Regions from separate parts of the Mus musculus genome. Here all the other regions are linked to region 2. Evidence: chromatin loops called from intact Hi-C (ENCODE). Cell type or tissue: heart. All regions are shown on one strand. Region 1 has its middle 5.7 kb from the start of Gm35189. Region 2 overlaps Gm35240 (a long non-coding RNA gene). Region 3 overlaps Gm35440 (a long non-coding RNA gene). Region 4 has its middle 82 kb from the start of Gm35440.

Region 1 (5,000 bases), 510 kb after region 2:
TTACAAAATAATCCAGAGGCAAAGATGGATTCAAAGTGAAAGAAAGGTTATGAGACCTTGATGTCAAAGATTTTTTTTTAAGTTTTTTAATACCTGATTTCAGATTCCACATAATCAGTGTCTGAAGGATAAACTTGCTCATGTTCTGTTTTCATGTGGTATCAAAAGAAAACTGGTAAATCAGGAAAGGCTATTTAACTATTTCCCCTTTCTCCTGTTCCTCTCTGTGTGAGTGTGAGTTGGTGTGCATCTCTGTGTGTGTGTTTGTGTTATACATGTGTGTGCATCTGTGTGTGTAAAGGCCAGATGAGGATGGGATGTCTTCCTCTATTGCTCCCCACCTCATTACCTTAACATGAGTCCTCTCGCTGAACACAGACTCTGCGTTGAGGCAGGCAGCACCCCAGCATCTGCCTCTCTCCACCCTGCAGTGCTGGGGTTACAGTGCACCTGGCCGTGCGTTACATTTCTGGGGACTCCGGGACTAGAACCCAGGTCTTCCTGCTTGCACAGCAAGCACTCTTACCCAATCAACTGTCTCCGTAGCCCCTATTTATCTCTTTCCAAATCTTAGATTTGAATGAGACTAGTTTTTTCTCCATATACTTGTACTGAAACAACATGTCCCAGTGTGTTGAATCCCAAAACGGACACAAGTATTCAGCTATTCTATTCTGCCAGATGCTAAAGAGATTTGCAAAACTATCAATGCCAGTATTCACATTAAAGTTTGTATATTATCATTTCTTGTCCATTTAAACAGTGTTATTACTGCTTGACATAGGGGTACACATACCCTGTAAATCCAGCACTTGGGAGGCAGAGGCAGGTGGATTCCTGAGTTCGAGGTCAGGCTGGTCTACAAAGTGAGTTCCAGGACAGCCAGGGCTACACAGAGAAACCCTGTCTCGAAAAAAATCAAAATAAACAAACAAACAAAGGTTTAAACAAAGTCTCACTTTTCTTTCTAATAATGTTGATACATGCCAATCAATTTTACCTCACAGACATTCTGAGGGCCTCTCAAGGAGTCTGCACTAGTGTGAAAGATTCCTGTAAGCAACAGGTTTAAGACATGAAGCTCAGAGTTCCTCTCTAACCCGCTTAGTTACCTACTTAGCAACCCAATGCCTTCTTTAACAAATATTTCTATTCTTCTGTCCAAAGGAACTTATTTAGGGCTGGAGAGATGGCTCAGTAGTTAAGGGCACTGACTGCTCTTGCAGAAGACACAGATACAACCCCTAGCATCCACACAATGACTGACTTACAATCATCTGTGACTCCAGTTGCAGGGGACCTGACACCTTCCTCTGACCTTTGCAGGCAGCAGACACACAAGCGTATGTAGGCAAAACATATAGGCATGTAGGCAAAACGAATATACAAAGTAAAAATCTTTTAAAATTCAGAACCTAATTTTTAAAAGTATAATGTTGTAAGTGCCCCTAAAACTGCTTTTTCTGTCATCTCCTGGAGCCTTGCCTATGATCCCGTGCCCATACAGCCTGGTGCTCAGCAGAATGTTCCCGTCAAACCTTTGAGACAGCGTTGTGTAATTCCTGCCTCCCTTACATTCTGCTAGGCCAATTCCCACCACCCGGCCTCTCCTGGCCTGTCTGCTCCGCTAAGAGCTTGGAGTTTGGCTTGCTTTTCTGTGCCTGAGCTCTGGCCTGGAATTTGCTCCATGGCAGAAATCTGGAACCACCTAGTATCTGATTACCTCATCTGTCCCTTTTCAACCGATTTCTGAACCTTCGATAACTTTGTTCCACCTTCTCTAGTTTTCTGGAAGCTTCCGTGGAGAGCTGGCCCCATGTCTGTGGGCTTTTGATAACTGGAATACTCTTTTAACCCCCTTGCTCTGTTTGAAACAAAAGGCCCTGGATTTTAGCCATCCCAGGCCCTGGGGAGTAAGCAGGGCTCACCTTTAGCCTGGCAACATGGGCCTTCTGAGGGTTCCAGAACTCTGACCTTAAACTCCAGCGCTAAACAACACGTTGCCCTCCCCACGCTTCCAAAGAATGAAAGGGAAGCATTATATTTTTAGCTTAAAAGTCCTGGCTTTCAAGGGTTGGTATAAATTAACATGGCGGAAGGGGGTACATCCTAAGCCAAAATGTTAACAAGGACAATGGGCCTCTGAGAAATCAACTTCTAGTCTTTTTTTTTTCCTGGACTTTCCAAATTTTAAATAAATGAACAAGGGCTATCTTTAGAAAACAGAACAATGTCCCATATTTGTGGTCCCCTCCCACTGGCTGACTTTTCTTTGTGCTTTAGTACAAATATAGGCCAGGGTGTGACTGATAGTTGATAGCTCGCCTGGGTGTGGATCCTCCCTTCCCTGTCTCCCAGAAGAAGGTTCTTTGAAGAGCTTCCGTGTTTGTCCAGCAAATGACTACAGCCTAAGAAAACTCAACTTTCTCAGAAAAAATTTCCAGACATTTCTGATTACAGCCAAGTCTCCAAGAGAAGCCTGAGGGAAGGAGTCCTGAGGAGAAAATGTTTTGTTTCTGACCAGGGGCTTGGGCCCCCTCACCCCCTCGGGCGCCCCACTCTGACCCCACCCGTCCCACCCACACCTTAGTAGCCTTTGCTCTCTATCAGCTCAAGCCCAACAGAGGGTAGCCCTTCTACTGTGATACCCAGCTGCTGTCACTCAACGCCTGCGTCCCCTTTAAAAATGAAAACAAGTTCCTCAGACTCCAGAGCAGGAACTCTGGAGACGTTAGCATATTCTGGCAAGGCGCCTGATGGATAATAGATAACAGGTTATCCAGGAAATAATTAGAAGCCTGCGCCCACACGGATCGGTTGCACACACTGACCCCTGTCATTCAGGATGTGGCCCTGACAGTAAGAACCCTTTCTTCTTTCGCTTTCAGGCGTCAGAAAAATGTCAGGCTTCTCTCCTGCCTTTATGCGGTGACAAGTTAACAAATGCTGAGTTTCCAAAAGGCACTTATAAGACCCTCCGAAGCATGAGTTCTCACGAGTCTGGGGAACCAGTAGGTTCCCTCCCATGAGCCCCTGGGCGGGGCGGGGTAGGGGAAATCACTTCCTCAGCCTCGTGCTGCTGTGTAAGGAGTCCTTGCTTCCTTCTCTCCACCCCTCCCTGTTTCTTTCCACCCCTTGCCTGAAGTTCTACCCCTGACCAGCTACTTTCAAAGTCCATGCCTGGCTGCTGAGCAGAGTCTAAGTAGCCACCCGGACTCTTCTCCAGCTGGGGACATTACCCCACACCCCACACCCCCAATATGCACCGATTTTGTTTGCTCTGAGATTCGGAAGTATTCACTTTTGTTTGTTAAGTACAGTCTCTGTATGCATCCACTGCTGTAGATATGTTGATGCGGTTATGACAGTCCATGGCTTCCACCATCTTTATCTTTTTCTTTGGTGAGATGTGTGATCTGAATGTAGATAGGAACTGTGACTAAGGGACTTCCCTGCCTTCCCTGCATTGAGCAGATGAAGATTGCTAGTAAGTCTATTCTTGGATCCTAAAGGCAGTGGGTTCCATTTTTCTCTTTCTACATCTTTGAGTGGGGTTGCATGTTTGTTTGTTTGTTTGTTTGTTTGTTTGTTTTTCTGTTCTAAAATCAAGAGTAATAATAAAGACCCCTTACTCTGACCATGACATTTCGACCAACACATTGTGTGTACCTCTGAACTCGCTCCAAAGTCTCCCTTTATTCTCCTCATTTCACAGACCAGAAAACTGAATCTTGGGGCAACTAAAAGTAAAGTAAAAACTGGAGTTATCAGATCCTAAGTTCTATCATCACACAAGCCTATTGTCCTGCACAAACAAACAGGCAAACCTGGGCCAGGCAAACTACACCATGCTACTTCATTCACGTCTTATACCCATATACGCTAACTCTTTCAAGGAAAGAGACCTGTGCCCTGGAAGTTATTAAGGAAAGCCCTCCCTTGAGAAGGGTGGTGGGAAGCTGTGGTGTATCCCCTATAGCATCCAAATCAACCATAGGTTTCATTTCATTTGAACCTCACATTAGAAATGAAGTTTAAGCTAAGAGCTGAGAAACGGTTTGCTCCAGGACCTTGGGTTTGTAGGTAGTTTGGATTCAGACTTCTAATTCTTAACTCTCTCCATACCTATGTTACCATCTCAGTCATCCCAAGATGCTTCAACAAACCACACAAAGAACTGTGCAGGCCTTCCCAGACCCTTGGCTTGTTTAGTAGTTAATAGTTTGTAAAGTTAATCATGTGGTCAAGAGTTTGCACTCCAGAACAAAATTTGCCAAGGTCAAATGTCAACTCTGGCACTAGCAACTTCTAAGATTCTGCCCCAGTGTCATTGTTTCCTCAACTAGAAGATAAAGGAGCATAGTTAGTCCCCTCAGACTGCTCTGAATAGGGTGTGGGAGAACGTGATGGGGTCATGATCCCTTCCAAGGAAGCTATCAGTAAACGGAAGTTGTTAACAATTTCTGCTGTCACCAGTAGCTGAATTGACAGAGGAGTGCCAGTTTCAGCCAGCGTAGTTTATGTTTTCCTGTTAGAGACAGACAGGCTCTCCAGAGTCACTGCCTCAGCTTCAATCCCCACCACCAGTACACACGAAGCAGACACTGGGGCAAAGGTTTGAGGACAAGGAGTTAGCTTGGTCAGTGATCCCACAAAGTGAGAAAGTGGGAAAAGTGAGCCAGGGATGAGAGTGTCACAGAAACATCACAGGAGTGTTACAGGACTATCAAAGGAGTGTCACAAGAACATCACAGGAGTGTCACAGGACCATCACAGGAGTGTCACAGGAACATCACAGGAGGCTACCGCTTGGGACTAAGCTCTGTATAGACTCAACAGACCAGAAGAAAAATTGAAATCAAACTGACATTCTCCATCACTAAACCAAAACTAAGTTGTTATCTGGACTTCTGGGAGGGGTGGATGGATCACCATCTAATCAGTTAGCTTTTTTCTATTAGTTTGTCTCTCTGCACTCCCTCGCTTACCAGGAAAGTAGC
Region 2 (5,000 bases):
AACATTGGGTAATGATTAGCAATCACAGCCACAATAGAATCGCAAGTCGAGTTCCCATTTACCTGCCCTTCCCTTTATTCTGAAACCCTGGGAACCTCATTACTGAGCGTTCCAGATCCTTCTCTTGCTGGGCTCCCTAAAAGCACATGTGTGGAGGATAATTGAACCTCTCCAGGGCCCGCACTCCACTGAGGCAGACAGGAAGCCTTAGAGAGTCATCTTGGCAGCTCGGTGCCATTTGGGGGATTTATGCCGACTTCACTGCAGATGGTATGTTGTCTCAGTTTGCCTCCCACAAGCTCATGGTTATTATTCTTCTCTGTTTTCCCAAGACTCAAAAATTAGTTGACTCAGAGCGCCCCCAAAATAAAAGGGGAAAACAAGCACAAAGGCCCAAGTAAATATACCAAAAAGCTGGTTATGGATTTTGATTCTTGAGTATTGATTTAAGAATGGGTCACTGCTGAGCGTCACCTATATATGATGCAGAGTAGGAGCAACCCAGTCATTCCCATAACTGACTGAGCACAAAGACCACTGGAAACTTTGTTTGGGGCTATCATCTATTCTTTCTTTCTTTCTTTCTTTCTTTCTTTCTTAGAATTAAATGTTTATTCCTGGGCCCTAGCCCATGAGATTTGGACTTACTGCATTTCAGATGGAGCCTTGAAGCATGCGTTTTAGAAAAGTCTGTTCTGGCAATTCTAGTTTGGAAATATTTGGGGAAGCCACAGGGAGAGGAATATAGTATGGAAAACCAGTCCTGTCAAGAACTAAGGGAGCCCTGGACCTGCTCCCTGGCCATGGGGCCTGCCTCTACATGAGGCCCCCTACTGGTCCTGCAGGCATAGGACAGGATACTTCAAAAAGGGGTTTTCCAGTCCTTGAAGCACCATCAGGAGAGATTGCAAAATGGGCAGATTCTTATTCCCCTAATCCCTAAATAGGAGGCTCGGGGGACCAAGGACTCCACTTGTCTAGCAAGCCGTCCATTTGAAACTGACAGAGGTGCCCCTGAAGACCACTCTTTATAGAGTAGAATCGAAGTCCAGTTTAGAGGCAGCCTATATCAGTAGTATGAGCCTATACAGATGTTCCTTGAGAGTCCCCTCCTACTGCTTCAGTACACAGAACAGCCAACCAGTCATGATCAATAGAAATGGCTGTGATGTCCTGGCTCCTTGACACCCAGGGCACACAGCAGGCTTGATGGTCTAATAAATCATATAAGTATGAATCCCCTTGCCCCCTTGCCCACAGGACAGAGGACCCAGTAGCAAAAGTTCCTCTCACATTACAGGAGGTAATGACAAGGCTATGAGGGATAAACAGTCAGACTCCTCCCTTCTTGGAGCCCAGAGTAGAGCTCCTGTTGTTATGTGGCCTCCCCTTCCTTATTGCCACCCAACGTAGTCTCTCTTTCCTCTGAATCCCTGAGAAGGGTATGTCTTATTAGCATCCTCTCATTTCCTTTAACACTGTGTCCAACCAGCTAGTCAAGTCTGGGCTCCATTTTAGGCAACACCAGGAATGCCTCCCCATTCCCCTCCCTCTGCTTGCTCTGACCAACATCACCAAGTGCTCACTACCATAAGCACAAGGTAAATACAGTAAAGGTGCCCTTGTTATAGCCATGCTTTTCCTCCCCAATTGGTGTGTGTGTGTGATATTGCCATATTAGAAATTATCCTAAAACAGTGACTTGTAAGAGTACAGTTGAGGGGTATGTCCACGAGTCACTAAGACAATTGTTCTCACCTGGCCTCACTGGTGTCTCTTCGGTCAGCAGGGGATGAGGGGGTAGATGAACTTACACTGACTAGAGCACAGCAGGTAGGAAGGTAACCATCAGGGAAGGATGGCTACTACTCCAAGTAACCTCTGTTCTTCCGACACAGGGTGACTTTCTGCTGGGTCCTGAAGTGCTCAGTTACTGATGGCCAAACTGCGTGTCATTATTCCTGCCATTGTTACTGGTCAGAAGAACATCGGACATTCAAGGGCAGAGTCGTCTCTAAGGGGAGGAAACTGCAAAGACAATATAAAAATAAAATCGGATACAAGAAGAGAATCGAGTCCACTTTAGCCAGCAATTGACCGCAATGTGAAAAGACCTCTAACTATGAAATATTTGTCCTTAAAAGGCATAGGCTCATCTTGTAGTGTATTGCTCCTACAGGGGCAGATAAACAACTGTCATTGTCTGGTGGGGTAGTGAATAAATGAATGACTTTCAGGCCCCCAAACAGGGATTTCAGCATTGCCACTTCATCCTCATCCCTGCATAGCTCAGGACTTCCCCTGGAGCTGCCCAGCCTCCCCTTCATAGAGCCCTGCTGCCGTTTCAGATGTCGACGCAGGGCATCCCCAAGACCAGTGAACTGAGGTCAGCAGGAATGTGGTCCAGGCATTGTAACCTAATGCCAAAAAGATATGAACGGAACCACACAGAGAGCGGTGGCATAACAGAACTCCTCCGGAAGTTGCTGAGCCAGGGGAAAAATACACAGTGGTGTCCTCTTTAAAAACAACTGATACCAGCGAGTGCAACAAGGGAATCGGGGTATAAATATGAACTGTACTTGGGAATATGATCCTTATACCAGCAAGAGAGAGGCAGTCTGCGTGATACAGGCAAGGCCAGTACCTCTGGAGACACTCCCACTCACTCTTCCCGTTTAACTTTCCATCCGAGGACTCTGCATGGTCTCAAATCTGCACTCTCCTGCGTCTCACATTTGAACAATGTCTTCCTCTAGCTCAGTGTAGAACTTGAAATGGTCTGTGTTTCCAATATGCATGGAAACATAAGATGGCTTCATCTGAAAGAAATGGTGACAGGTCTCAGGGACCCTGCAGCCACCAAATCCAGCCCTGTGCTACCTTCTCCTTGCTAATTTGCTCACCAGGGTCCTCCACTCTCAGCCAGTCATCCTGAAATCTGACCTGCAGGCTCTGGTCTCTGTTGGGTGTGCCCTGAGCACCCCAGAGCTTTCCTAGGGCTTGGACAGCTCTGAGGCTGGCGGCTTGTTTGCTTCCAATCTTTAATACCAGCAGAGGGAGCAGCAGAGCTCCCAGCCCTGCTTAGATTCCTCACACCAGTCTCCTGCAAACATTTAGACATCATCCCCTCATCCCCCACATGGCTGTGATCAATTTGTTCATTTCAGATACAAGACTGGAGCTCGAAAAAATAAAATAAAATCCAAATACTAAATAATTAACTCGAGGACATCTTCCAAGAAAAATACAAGAATTCAAAAGAATAATCTTCCACTTGAACGATCCGGGCCTCTATTAATTATAACTTCTTATTCACTGATTAATGATTGCTAGGATGACATTTAGAAAAGAAAGTTGGAGAAGGATAATAAAGGAAAGCTTGTCCTCGTGATGAGATCTAGCCATCCTCCCCAGGGAGTGACAGGACTTCGAGTCAGGGACCTCTAGAGACCAGTCCTAGCAAAGATGGGGAGGACTCACATGGTCCTCCAGGGAGAGGCGGGCAATGACCTAAATTGGCACGTCCCTCCCTGATTTCTGATGTGATTGGCAGTTCTGATAATAGTGGTGACAGGAGCAGGAACAAGTACAGACAACATGGATTTGCAGGGAAGATTTAGTTATTTTCAAATAAATTATCGCTACCAGCTTAGCAGGTCAACACAGAGCTCAATGGTTCTATACTGGGGAGTATCCCTCCCCTTTCTCTCTCTCTCTCTCTCTCTCTCTCTCTCTCTCTGTGTGTGTGTGTGTGTGTGTGTGTGTGTACATGCATTAGTGTATGCATGTTCATGCATTAGTGATGATGATGATGATGAAGTAAAGGGTATGAGAGCAGCAAAGGTGCTCAGGCCACTGACCTCACGTCTCTGGGCTTCTTTGCTTCTATGGAACTATGTAGATACAAAAGGAGCCACCTCTACCAAACCTGAATTGCTGACTGGGAAAATAATTTGCCTCAGTTTGGCTTCAGGGGACTGAGAAAATGAGAGGTGCATGCCCCTTTCCTATCCCAAGAGGTCTTTGTTTGGGGTATCTGGGATCCTTCACCTCAGGAGAGTTTTCTTGGCACTTTAGTTTGGAGCTACAGCCAGAAGTTGCAAGTGCCCAGGAAAAAGCACTTGCCCACCTGGAAGAGTAGGACACCCAGGGAAGACTGGAAGGGAAGAGCTCGTTTCAAAAAGCGGTGGGAGTCTTAAGACCAGAGAGGAAGAGCTGACCATACCTGTGAGTGGTGAGGACTCCCTCACACACAGCACCCAGGATCAGTGGCTTCTCCACCACAATACCACCTGCAGACTGTTAGGAACAAACAGAGTGCCTAGCGACATGTGGCTTCAGCCAAGACCTGACAGGTAACAGAAGCAGTGACCACAAGTTTCCTCCACCGTAGACTTAAAGACACAGTAACAGGCACTCATGCTTCTCATTTCCCCAAGTTCCCAAGATGGGGCGAGGGGAGCCAACTCTCAACCTGTTCTGACTTCTCGCCACTGGAAAGCGGGAGTTTAAAGGCAGATTAAGTTGTTGCTAGAACCATGTCAAAGTGTGCTGGCTCTTTCTGCATGTGCTATTCAATGGATTCGGGGTCCCAGACCTGAGTATACAGGGCAACACAAGCGACACCTGGGGCTCACAGTATTCAGAATTCTGCCCTGCACATTGAGTGAAATCCCACTCTCTTGCGCCCTGCCAGCCTCCATTCTGCCCTTCCCCCCCTCCCTCCTTCCCCTACCTACTTGGGTGGGCCCTAGCTGGGTCTGGGCAGAGGTGTCTAAAGAATCCGTGGTCTAACAGAATTAGTGGACACATTTCAGCTCCAGCGTCTCTCTCAAGTCCTTCCTTCGTGCCCCTCCCAGCAGGCTGTCAGTGAGTGCTGAGTGATTTATTAGGCAATTTTTCTCTTTCCATCCTGAAAATGGAAGTCGAGCTCCCCTCTAGCTCTGCTGAGGACTAGCCTGGGAGCAGCATCTTCTGAACTCTAGCCGTGATTCTTA
Region 3 (5,000 bases), 210 kb before region 2:
GATGGATAGGTAATGTTAGAACTGACTTGTAAGCCCAATGCCCTGTTTACTCACACGTTATTCCAGAAACATCACTGGAAAACCTTTCTAGAACAAAAGGGCCCACCTCTTGTCCAAAGGGAACTCAAGAGTCTCACTGGGGCACATCTTATAATCTCTGAGGCTAGACATATTTTCTCTGCCTGGCAGGAATGGTCATCAATGACATTAGGCTGTATCCACGGGATGCATTCCACATTGTGATGGAACATTTTCAGATGTGGAACATGAACCAAGTTGAATTTGACGACAGAATTAAAAACAACCGTTATTATTGGGTTTTAGTCAATTGCTTGGGCCCCAAAATTTGTTTGAAGTTACCTTGCGGCCGTCGCTTGGAATCGGGCTTCTTGCTCGTCTTGGAGTTGGAACAGCACCTGGTCCTGTGGTTGATTCCGCTCACAAATGAATCAGCTACAATGTGATGACGAGGAATGCAGCATGAGAGTCAGAGAAACCAGGAGCGTGTCTGACAGGAAGCGAATATTTGGACATTAAAAAGACTACAGAGCTGTTCACAGTTGTGTGATATAGTTTAAGTGTCTTAATGTGAAAGCTCTCTGGTTAGGAAAAATCCAGCCCACACATCAGCTAATTGTCTTTGGGAAAGTTATTTAATATCTCTAAACCTAAATGGCCTCGTATGGACAGAAGGAGGAGAAAGAGAGACACAAAGGACTTTTAAATGAGATAGTCCATGTACACCAACCACCTTAAATAGGATTATTACCATAGGGTCTATGAACCAAGTCTTACAAATAAGACATTGAATGGGAGATAATTAGTAATTGGAGATTATGTGTAGCTAGATGTTCAGGGTGATTGCTAGTGAATGAAGCCATCTCCATGACAACCATGGTGTGTTTTACTTCACACCCCCTCCCCCTCCCATGGATCACCTAAGGCCCTGTTTTACTTTTTAGCTGCAAGACCCTCTGACCATTCTGAGTGCATTAATAGGATAAACAAAAAAGTTTCTTCTTTTAAAAGTAGCTTTTAGTCATTTCAAGTAATCTATGAAGGCATCCTCTTTAAAAAATCAACATTACAGAGAAGACAGACATCTGTCATTTCTATTCTCATTTTTATTCCAGAGGTAGCTCTCCCTATCAGTTAAATGAGCCTCATGCATTTTGCAATGCATTAAACATGTATGTTACCTTACCTGTAGAGAAACACACTGTGTTGTATGGTTAGGCTTTTTACATATGTCATGATAGCATGTGTCACTCCGTGGCTTCATCGTCTTTGCTCAGTCAGTAGTAGTTTCTGAGTTCTTTACCTGTCAGTACACATAATACATTATTTTAAAGTCTACCTTAAGTGTCTGGGAGCGGGCTGGTGAGATGGCTCAGTGGGTAAGAGCACCCGACTGCTCTTACCGAAGAGTCCAGAGTTCAAATCCCAGCAACCACATGGTGGCTCACAGCCATCTGTAACGAGATCTGACTCCCTCTTCTGGAGTGTCTGAAGGCAGCTACAGTGTACTTACATATAATCAATAAATAAATCTTAAAAAAAAAAAGTGTCTGGGAGCATAGCTCAGTGGCACGGTGGTGGTGTGGCTTGCATAGAGCCCCTGGTGGTGTGGCTTGCATAGAGCCCCTGGTTTCACGCCCTGCACTGCACTAAGCAAACAAAGACGTTGCTCTGTATCTGTGTTTTTGGATGAGCCGATGTACTTAGCCAGCTCCGTTTAGGCGGCCATGTAAGTCACTTCACATTTTAGTAGCTGCTGTCAAGTCACTCTACAAAGCTTGTATCCCTGACAGCAGAATATGGAAATAAGCTGGCTTAGCTTTTGTAGATGTTTTCTAGGGTTTGGGAGTCCATTTTCCTGCTTGACCATGAAACTGAGTACGTTTGCTGTGTATTTATGGGCTATTTGTACTTCTTTGTCTGTGAACTGGCATTTTGTATCTTTGCAATATTTTCCTATTAGATTTTTTCATTTCTTTTTATTAAAGAGATTCTTTATATATTCTAGATACTGATCCTATATTGAAAGCATTTTGCCCCTTTGTCTCTTAAGTTTTTATGTTTTTTTTTTCAGCCATAAAGATGTTCTTGGTGTTAACATAGTCCAATTTATTAGTCTTATATACCCTAGGGATTTTTGCACATTGTTTAGAAATCTCTATTATGACAAATCGGGGGGGGGTGTCTTCCTCAATTCTATGGTTTCTTTGTGCATCTTGGTTATTAAGGACTGAGGTGTTCTAGGCAAAAAAAAAAAAAAAAGGTCGCACACACATTTCAGGTGTCTCAACAACCCAGCTGTGACTGCCACCTTGACAGGTCAGAACTGGCCCGGCCCTCCAGGCACGCGCGATCCCAGAAGTGTCCAGCAGAGGGCGCTGTCTGAGCAGGTCTGCCAGTCTCCACTAGGGCCCCGGAAGGATTCTGTCTCACCAAAGAGAACATTTTAACTGCTCAGAAATTAGTAAATTCCAGTGAGAGAGGCTGTAGCTGAGCCAGGAAAAAGACCAGGAGCAAAGTCTGTTTCTCTGTGTACTCCACAGTGGGAAGTGAATCGGGCCAAGGGGAAAGTGTCCTGGCGGCCTCTGTGTTTTCATGGCAGCCGAGAGCGCGCAGATCAAAGCGCTCCAGCATCACAGAAGGTTTTCTCCAAGGGAAGCTTCCATGTCTGTTTAAGTCTGGTCCACACTCCTGAGATGAAAGCTCCAGTTTTACAGAGGAAATGCTATTTACTGGACAAACAACAGGCGGGATGGAGACATGTAATCCCCAAATTTAGTCTGATTTCATCAATAATTCAAAATCCTGGCTCCTTTTGCATGAGGGGTGGGGCAAAAAGAGGCCAGTGGCCAGAGGCACAGCTGACTTCAGAAGGGAAGTCCAGGAATTACCAAACAATTCGCTTCAGTACAGCTCCCTTCCAGCCTCGCCAGCGCCGCCGTGTACTGAGCTAACAGGGCTGGTTTCGTTGGCTTGTTTAGTATTGTTGATGTGGGTTCAACTGCATCATGGAACCAGAGGAGCATTGACAATGAAGCCCATAGATCAGCATAAATATATTGATCCAAATGAATGTACGATTCTGAACAAGCCTCTGTGTTCACGGGTGGGTTTTTCCTGCTTGCCACTCAGAAACTTTGAGCCTTCCTCTGCACCTAGCTGTGTGGCTGGCTCAGGAAGGCTTGGTGAGAGAGTGTGGCTCCTTTGTCTTTCAGAATCAGGGAAGCACTGGGCCACCTGAATACACAGCCCTTTTCCCCACAGATGCCTGGGAGTGTTAGAGATTTTCAGATGGGCGAGGGTTTCCATAACCCCTTTTGCCTTCCATTAACACTGCTTAGAAACAGCCCCTGCATTAATTATCTTCAGCCATTTCTTTTGAGCATACTCTTTGATCTCTGCCCCAACCTTGACTAACACAGAAACCTAGATCCATCTTAATTCCTCGTGCTTAAAACAGGTCAAATGTAGTCAATGTTTACTGTAGGTTTGGACTTCATCGTCGACACAAATAATTTGTTAAGTCCAATAGTGGCTGCTGTCTCCATGCCTTTTCCAGACACAGATCAAGACAATGTAAATATGCCTTTAAAAACCCTGCTGGGGAGGGACAGGGTATATAGCTGGGCTGGGAGAGCTTGTGTCCAGTATGTTTGATCCCTGGCATTGCTCTCGTCCCCCATCCCCACGTCCCCAATGCCATCTAGATACATCTTCTGCCATTCTCTACCATTGGTTTATCAGAGCCCCTTCCCCCAGGCTCACAGAAATGTCTCATTTGCTGTAAATAGTCTCCAATTCAGTCATAAACTTTGAAAGCAAGAACCTGGAAGCTGAAAGGATCAGAGGACCCAATTTGGAGGCCCATGATGGTCTGACTGATTCATTAAGGGAAGGCTGTAGGTAGTTGCCAGAGACGTAAATTGCATTTATATGCTGCCCTCCCCTTCAGGGAGGGGATTGCTGTCTTGTAAGCTAAACAGGCAATAAACTGCCACTCTAAGTAGGTAAAGCCATTTAGTCTTCATCTCTCCGGCAGATATACATGACGAAGTGAGGTGCTCCACCAGCCCCCTTCTCCTCACCTTCCACCTGCAAGCTGCAAGCCTAAACAAAGCAACAAAACCCAGAAATGGTGACAGGAGAGAGACCCCAGTCTATATATAGGGTAACCCCCAATAACAGAGAGCTTTTAGACACCTGCTTTAATTAAACCCTGAGCCCGTTTGGTGGCCCCCTTTCTTTTCCTTGCGCTACTGAGGATTGAACCCAGGCCCTGCATGTGCTACCGCTGGGCTATATCCATTGCTCTTTTTAAATTTTATTTTGATACAAGGTTTCATTGTATAACCCAAGCTGGCCTCAAACTTGAAACTTTCCTGCCTCAGTCTCTCTACCTGGCTGAGGGTATAGCCCTGTGCCACCGTGTCCAACTACTGAGCCTTGTCCCACAGACTCCCCTAGATTTTTTCACCTCTCCTTCCTGGCTGTTCCTCTTCATCTGTGGACTCTTGCCCAGACCACTTTCCATCTCGTTTTCAGCCCTTATGCACTGACACCTTGATCATCTACATTTTAGGACTGTTAAAAATCTCTGTGTTTGCATTCAGTTGCCACCTCTGTCCCCTTGCTTTGAGTCCCCTGGGCCACCACAGTACCTTTACAATGTGCTGACACTCCTGCCATCAGTATGGCCTGCAAACCGGTGTGGCCCAATCCTCCCACCACTTCTGTGTCCTCTGACGCCATGCCCCCGTATGCTGTTTGGGTTTCTTGCTTTCTCCGTGTAACCCAGAGGCTCTCAAGCCTTCCAGTGCTGTGACCCTTAATACGGTTCCTCATGTTGTGATGACCCTTATCACAAAATTATTTTCATTGCTACTTCATAACTGTCATTTTGCTACTGTTATGAATCATAATGTGAATATCTATGTTTTCTGGTGGTCTTGGGTGACCCCGGTAAAAAGGTTGTTCAACCCCAA
Region 4 (5,000 bases), 99 kb before region 2:
AGTTTAGAAATAAGTATTTAATGTTGGCATATCAGAGAAATGATGATTAAATGACAAACACGAAGTGTCCTACCCCTATCTGATCACAGACTGTTGATACTACTGGGTGTGGGGTTACCAGAAGTCTAAATTCATTTATTTTGGTCACAATTTGTCAGTACCTCAAGTGGTGTGTGGTGTGTGTGTGTGTGTGTGTGTGTGTGTGTGTGTGTGTGTTTCCATGACCCTATAACAGCACTACTAGATCTGCCTCCATGTGAATTCAAAGACTAAACTACATTGTTGAGAATACCATTATTCACAAGAACCAGACTAGAAGCTGCCCAAAAGTCCATCAGTGGTAGACTAGCTACACAATGATATAGTCAGGCAGTTGAATACTGCACAATAATGAAAAATGAATAAACCATACTTGCTCTTACCAATAGAATGTTAAACAAAAGAAGGCAGGCACAAAGGAGTCCATGCTATGGGATTATTCTCCCACAAAGCCACAAAGCTCAAACTTGGTCAATAAGAGCAATGGCTGCCATGGCTAAAGGACTCCTGGTGTGTCCTGTGTCATTTACATTCTGTTTCCTGGTTTGAGTGATGGCTATGAGAGTGTGTTTTGTTTATGAGTATTCTTTGAGTCTATATTTATGTTTTAGAATGTGTTTATGTTCCAATCATATATGAAATTCATATATACATATTCGTTTATGTGTATTCATTTTAAAATTTCAATAAGAACTCCTAATTCTGAGCCTGCTTCTGCTCTTGTCCTATAAAACATGCAATTTGGGAAGTTTTCTCAGTGGAAGAAGGTTTCTCTCTTTTTAAAATCACCTCGTCACATGTCCTGTTTGGATAGATATTTTTTCCTCTTTTCTCTTCTATTTTATTTACTTCTAAATTTAGCTCTTTGCTCTTAGAAGGTCTGATCAGAGGGAAGCTTCAAGACTGACACCATGTTGGAAGCCCAGGTCTACGTAGGAAGGCTGCTGGCTCTCATGACATTTTAAAAATTAGATTGCAATAGCAAGAAGCTGTGCTTAAAGCCAGATGCTGTTGAATGCACCTTTAATCCCAGCACTGATGAAATGGATACAGTACGATATTGAGATCCAGGCCAGCCTGGGCTACATAGTGAGACATTGTCTATAGACACAAAAACAAAACAAAGCACTGTTAAATCCCAGAAGTCTCTTGGGATGTTGATGCTTATTGTTGCCAGCACAGCAGGGACACAGTCACATCTTAGACAGAAACAGCAATGATGAGGAGCTGAAGTCAAAATTAAAATTAGAGCTAGTGTGTGTGTGTGTACGTGGTGGTGGTGGGGGGTATATCTTATCTTAACATTAGGCCTCAATTGTTTCTCTGTGGGCTGATCAGGGATCCCACAGGGACAGAAGAAGATGAGGTGACCAACCAGGGATAGCAGGGAAGCGGGAGCCAGGTGGAGAGAGATGGCACCTGGTGATTAATCACAGCCCAGGGAGTCTGGTGGTACCCAGTACCACTCACCAGCTTCCAGGGTTTAGTTTCCTCTGTGATTCCTAAAGCCTGCTTTGATAGTTTAAAAATCACATTTTGTTTTTTCCAGGGGGAGTTTTTTGTTTTTTTTAACTCCTTAAGCAAACATTGATTTATCTCCTCCTTCCTGGAGTTGTGCTGCTGACTAAAACAACTCTCTCTCTCTCTCTCTCTCTCTCTCTCTGTGTGTGTGTGTGTGTGTGTGTGTGTGTGTGTGTGTGTGTGTAAGAAGAGGTTTTGGGGTTCGTGCAGCTGCAGACAGGAAGGGAAAGCAAAGAGAGGAGACCTACCTTCCCCCCACCCCCCACCCCCGTTTATAACATCACAATCTGGAGCTCAAATTGTACAAACAGAGACAGTGGCATCATGCACAGAAAAAAAGGCACTGGGTACTCTGAACTTTGGACATCTAATTTTTGATTATCCAAGTCAGTAAACCCTGTCAAGGTCAAAACACAAGACCTCGAAGGTATGAGAGCATTTCACTCCTGCTAGCAGACCTCCTCCAGCCTAGGAGACCAGGAGTTTCAGCGTCTGGAGATCCAAGACCTGGGAAATTCCTGAGAGAAAAGAGACCAAGGAGCCAGACTGGGGTACAAATCCTCTGAGGGGGCTCTTGAAGCACTGCGGCCCACAGCCGAGCTTCCTTCCGCAAGGCTGTCAGAGCCCTGCAGAGGGCGCATGTGAGCAGCTTGGAGACTTAGACCTGCGTGTGCAGAAAGCTGAACTGGTCCCTCCTATTCTCTTTGGAAAGGCTGGTGAGAGTCCCAAGCCTCCTCTCAACTCTTTAAGTAGTTAAAAAGCATCCTTTATTCTGGCTCTTGTTGGCAGAGTGATGTGTAAGGACTGGAGAAAAGAAGAGTAGACCCGCCTCGAGCTATCCTGGAAGCTGTTAGGTTGCTGTCACCATGCTGTCAGGGATCCCACTTGTCACTTGGCATTCAGAGACCCTCAGTGGTTACTCTCAGCCTGTGGACAGAGTGTTGTAGTGGGCTCCAATTCACAAGATGACGAGGAGCCACTGGCACCTTCACATAGCCAGAAGGACAAAAATAGGCTTCAAAATCAAATTCCAGGGCTGGGGGCGGGGGTGGGGTGGGGTGAATTAACTGCTCATAGCGCTTACTGCACAAGCAGGAGAACCCGTTTGAATCCCCAGAACCCAGGTAAAAAGCCAGGAGAGGTTGTATTGTCACATGTAACCCCAGTGCTATAGGGAACAGAGACCGGAGATCAGTGGGGTTTACTGGCTGCCACACCTAATTCCAGATTCAGTGAGAGGCCCTATCTCAAGGGAGTAAAAGTCAGACACCTGACATCGTCCTCTGCACACCACATGCATACACACCAAAGTCGGGTTCCATAACAATGGGATAAGAACTGAGAACGGAAACTCCTGAGAAGAAGCTGTGTCTGCAGAGACTGGCTGACTGGTTAGAATTTCAGTACTGTACAGAGACTGCAGTGTGACAGGTCAGGTTGGGGGTGGGGGTGGGGGGCTAATTACCTTCTCTGAGGCTAGTTCTAGCCCTCTGGATCCATCATTCCTTGCCCTTTTATTGTGTCAGAACTAGCATCTTTTGGTTAATAGATTAAAAATCTTTTGGAATCTACTAACTTAGCAAACCATTAGCTTCCACCAACCCAAAAGCTACCGATGCCATCAGAGAACATCTCAAACCTACAGAAAAGCGAGTCACCAATCACCTCTCTGGTTATACCCACTTTCTTTGCTCAGTAAAACTATAAAACTTCATGAAACCGCTTCCACGTTAGGACATAGAATTTGGAGCTAACCTAAATCTGTGTTCTCATGGCCCCTCAAAATAGCTCCAGAATAAACTGCCCCTTGTTTCCTTTAAGGTAAGAGTGTGCTTTTTACCTCAACAGAACGACGAGGGGGTTCTATTACAAAGTACCTGTATGGCTTTAGGCAAATCATTTCACAAACTCAAGTCTGTGGGCCTCTCAGGAAGCTGAATAGGGGACAACAGCTATGAAGCTTGGCAGGAGAGTAGGTGCTCCGTTATTGGCGCCTCTCCCACGCACATAATTGTTCAATACGCGTCTTTGAGAGAGAAGCGGCAAAATGCTGTGTCATCACTTGACTGTTTGATCTGCATAAGTGCTACTCAAAGAAAAGCTGAGCTAGTCTCTGTGTAAGGAGTGAGGCTGGGGAGGCCAGCAGGAAGGGGGCTCTCCTGGGTTCTCTGTTGAATTAATAAGCTGGGTAATTTTCAATTGAGAGAAAACATCTGGGTCTTGGAGTGTAAGGAGCTTGATAACTCAAGAAGAGAAGAGCATCCAAGTGGGAAGAAGCGAGCAAAAAGTCCAACTGAGGTTCTACAGGGTGCTCCCAGTTAGATGTCTACAGCTTGGCATTCTGCTGCTGTTGGGGTCACAACACACAGGAGGCCGGGCTTGAGGGTAGTCCGACATCCTGGCATGCTACTTCGATTAAAGATCTGGGTAAAATCACCTCATCGGAAGCAGTTAATGTGATTTTAAATGAAAATAAGCATTATGTTATGCAATAAAGGGCAAAGTCGAGATGGATATTTACGATAAGGGAGTATCGTGCATACGAGGTCTAGATCACAGACCCTGTGGTCTTGTTCTGTTTCTTCTGTCACTGGGGCACTCTGGATGAAGGAAGAGGAAGAGGCCACAGGATGAGGAGCTACCCAGGATATGTGAACGCCTTTGAGCTGAACTTTGGATGCAGCAGAGGGTCTTTATAGCCTCCCCATGGGAGCCAGCTATGCTGCTAAAGAGCCATGGTGGCTTCACTGTAGGGCCTTGCTGCCTGGCTAGCAGAACTGAGGGCAGCACTGTTTAATTAGTCTCTTACCAAGATCCTCAGTGGCCCCTTACAGCTGCTGAGCAAAGTCTGAACTGCAGCCTGGGCTACAGAAGCTGTTTTGAGACTGGACTGCCAGCCAGCAAGGCTGGAGGCGAGGCTAAGCATTGAACTCTCTCAGAGGTCGCAGAAGTTACAGCCAATGCTTCTTGTGGCTTGAATCTTACATTGTCCCTCAAAGGCCGTGTGTTGATGACGTGATTGCTAACGTGAGGTACTACGGAGAGATGATAGCTAATGGAAAGGAATTAGGTCATCGACCTTCAAAGGGACACGTCCCACCTCGGTTTCTGGCTACCATAAATTGAAAGACCGCCTCTACCACATGCCTACTGCATCTGCTGTGATTTACTGTGTCATCTCATAAGCACAAAGCACGGGCCCAGGTAGCCATGGACTGAGAAGATAAGCAGAAATGAATCCTTCCTCCATTTACGTATTAATTAATTAATTAATTAATTTATTAATTATTGTGCATGTGGGGGCAGTGCATGTGAGGATGCAGGTACCTGTACCTGTGCATATTCACATAGAGGCCTGCGGATGGTGTTGGGTATCTTCTGTTATCTCTATCCACCTTACTGCCTTGAGACAGGGTCTCTCACTGAATCAAAAACGTGTC

Evidence for each region. Hi-C counts contacts between places; a loop is a spot of excess contacts. Peaks named below come from ENCODE experiments on the same cell type or tissue, not always from the same donor. Only the 100,000 strongest peaks of a DNase experiment are listed, where the experiment ranks them.
Region 1: it touches region 2 in a loop (2.4-fold over the local background); 3 of 42 quality-filtered maps call a loop at or near these places.
Region 3: it touches region 2 in a loop (3-fold over the local background); 9 of 42 quality-filtered maps call a loop at or near these places.
Region 4: a loop joins it to region 2, with 7 times the contacts of the local background. A loop is called at or near these places in 8 of 42 quality-filtered maps.

The regions. Positions count from the first base shown.
Region 1 is chr12:77,058,257-77,063,256 of GRCm38, reverse strand. No RefSeq gene overlaps it. Among named protein-coding and RNA genes, the nearest start is that of Gm35189, 5.7 kb to the right of the region's middle. In heart, no CTCF peak of the experiment used is centred here; DNase peaks (open chromatin) are centred at 1,946, 2,356 and 3,066; H3K4me3 peaks cover 886 bases; H3K27ac peaks cover 887 bases; H3K27me3 peaks cover 399 bases.
Region 2 is chr12:77,566,526-77,571,525 of GRCm38, reverse strand. It overlaps Gm35240 (a long non-coding RNA gene), which reads right to left. Exons shown (of 4, transcript XR_381707.3): 2 at 1,815-2,028. Among named protein-coding and RNA genes, the nearest start is that of Gm35240, 15 kb to the right of the region's middle. In heart, CTCF peaks have their summits at 833 (motif pointing left) and 3,052 (motif pointing right); no DNase peak of the experiment used is centred here; H3K27me3 peaks cover 1,887 bases.
Region 3 is chr12:77,778,968-77,783,967 of GRCm38, reverse strand. Gm35440 (a long non-coding RNA gene) reads right to left here. Exons shown (of 4, transcript XR_381711.3): 2 at 1,205-1,321; 3 at 361-453. Among named protein-coding and RNA genes, the nearest start is that of Gm35488, 31 kb to the left of the region's middle. In heart, a CTCF peak has its summit at 2,393 (motif pointing right); a DNase peak (open chromatin) is centred at 2,657; H3K4me3 peaks cover 477 bases; H3K27ac peaks cover 281 bases; H3K27me3 peaks cover 437 bases.
Region 4 is chr12:77,665,207-77,670,206 of GRCm38, reverse strand. No RefSeq gene overlaps it. Among named protein-coding and RNA genes, the nearest start is that of Gm35440, 82 kb to the left of the region's middle. In heart, a CTCF peak has its summit at 2,188 (motif pointing right); no DNase peak of the experiment used is centred here; H3K27ac peaks cover 781 bases; H3K27me3 peaks cover 206 bases.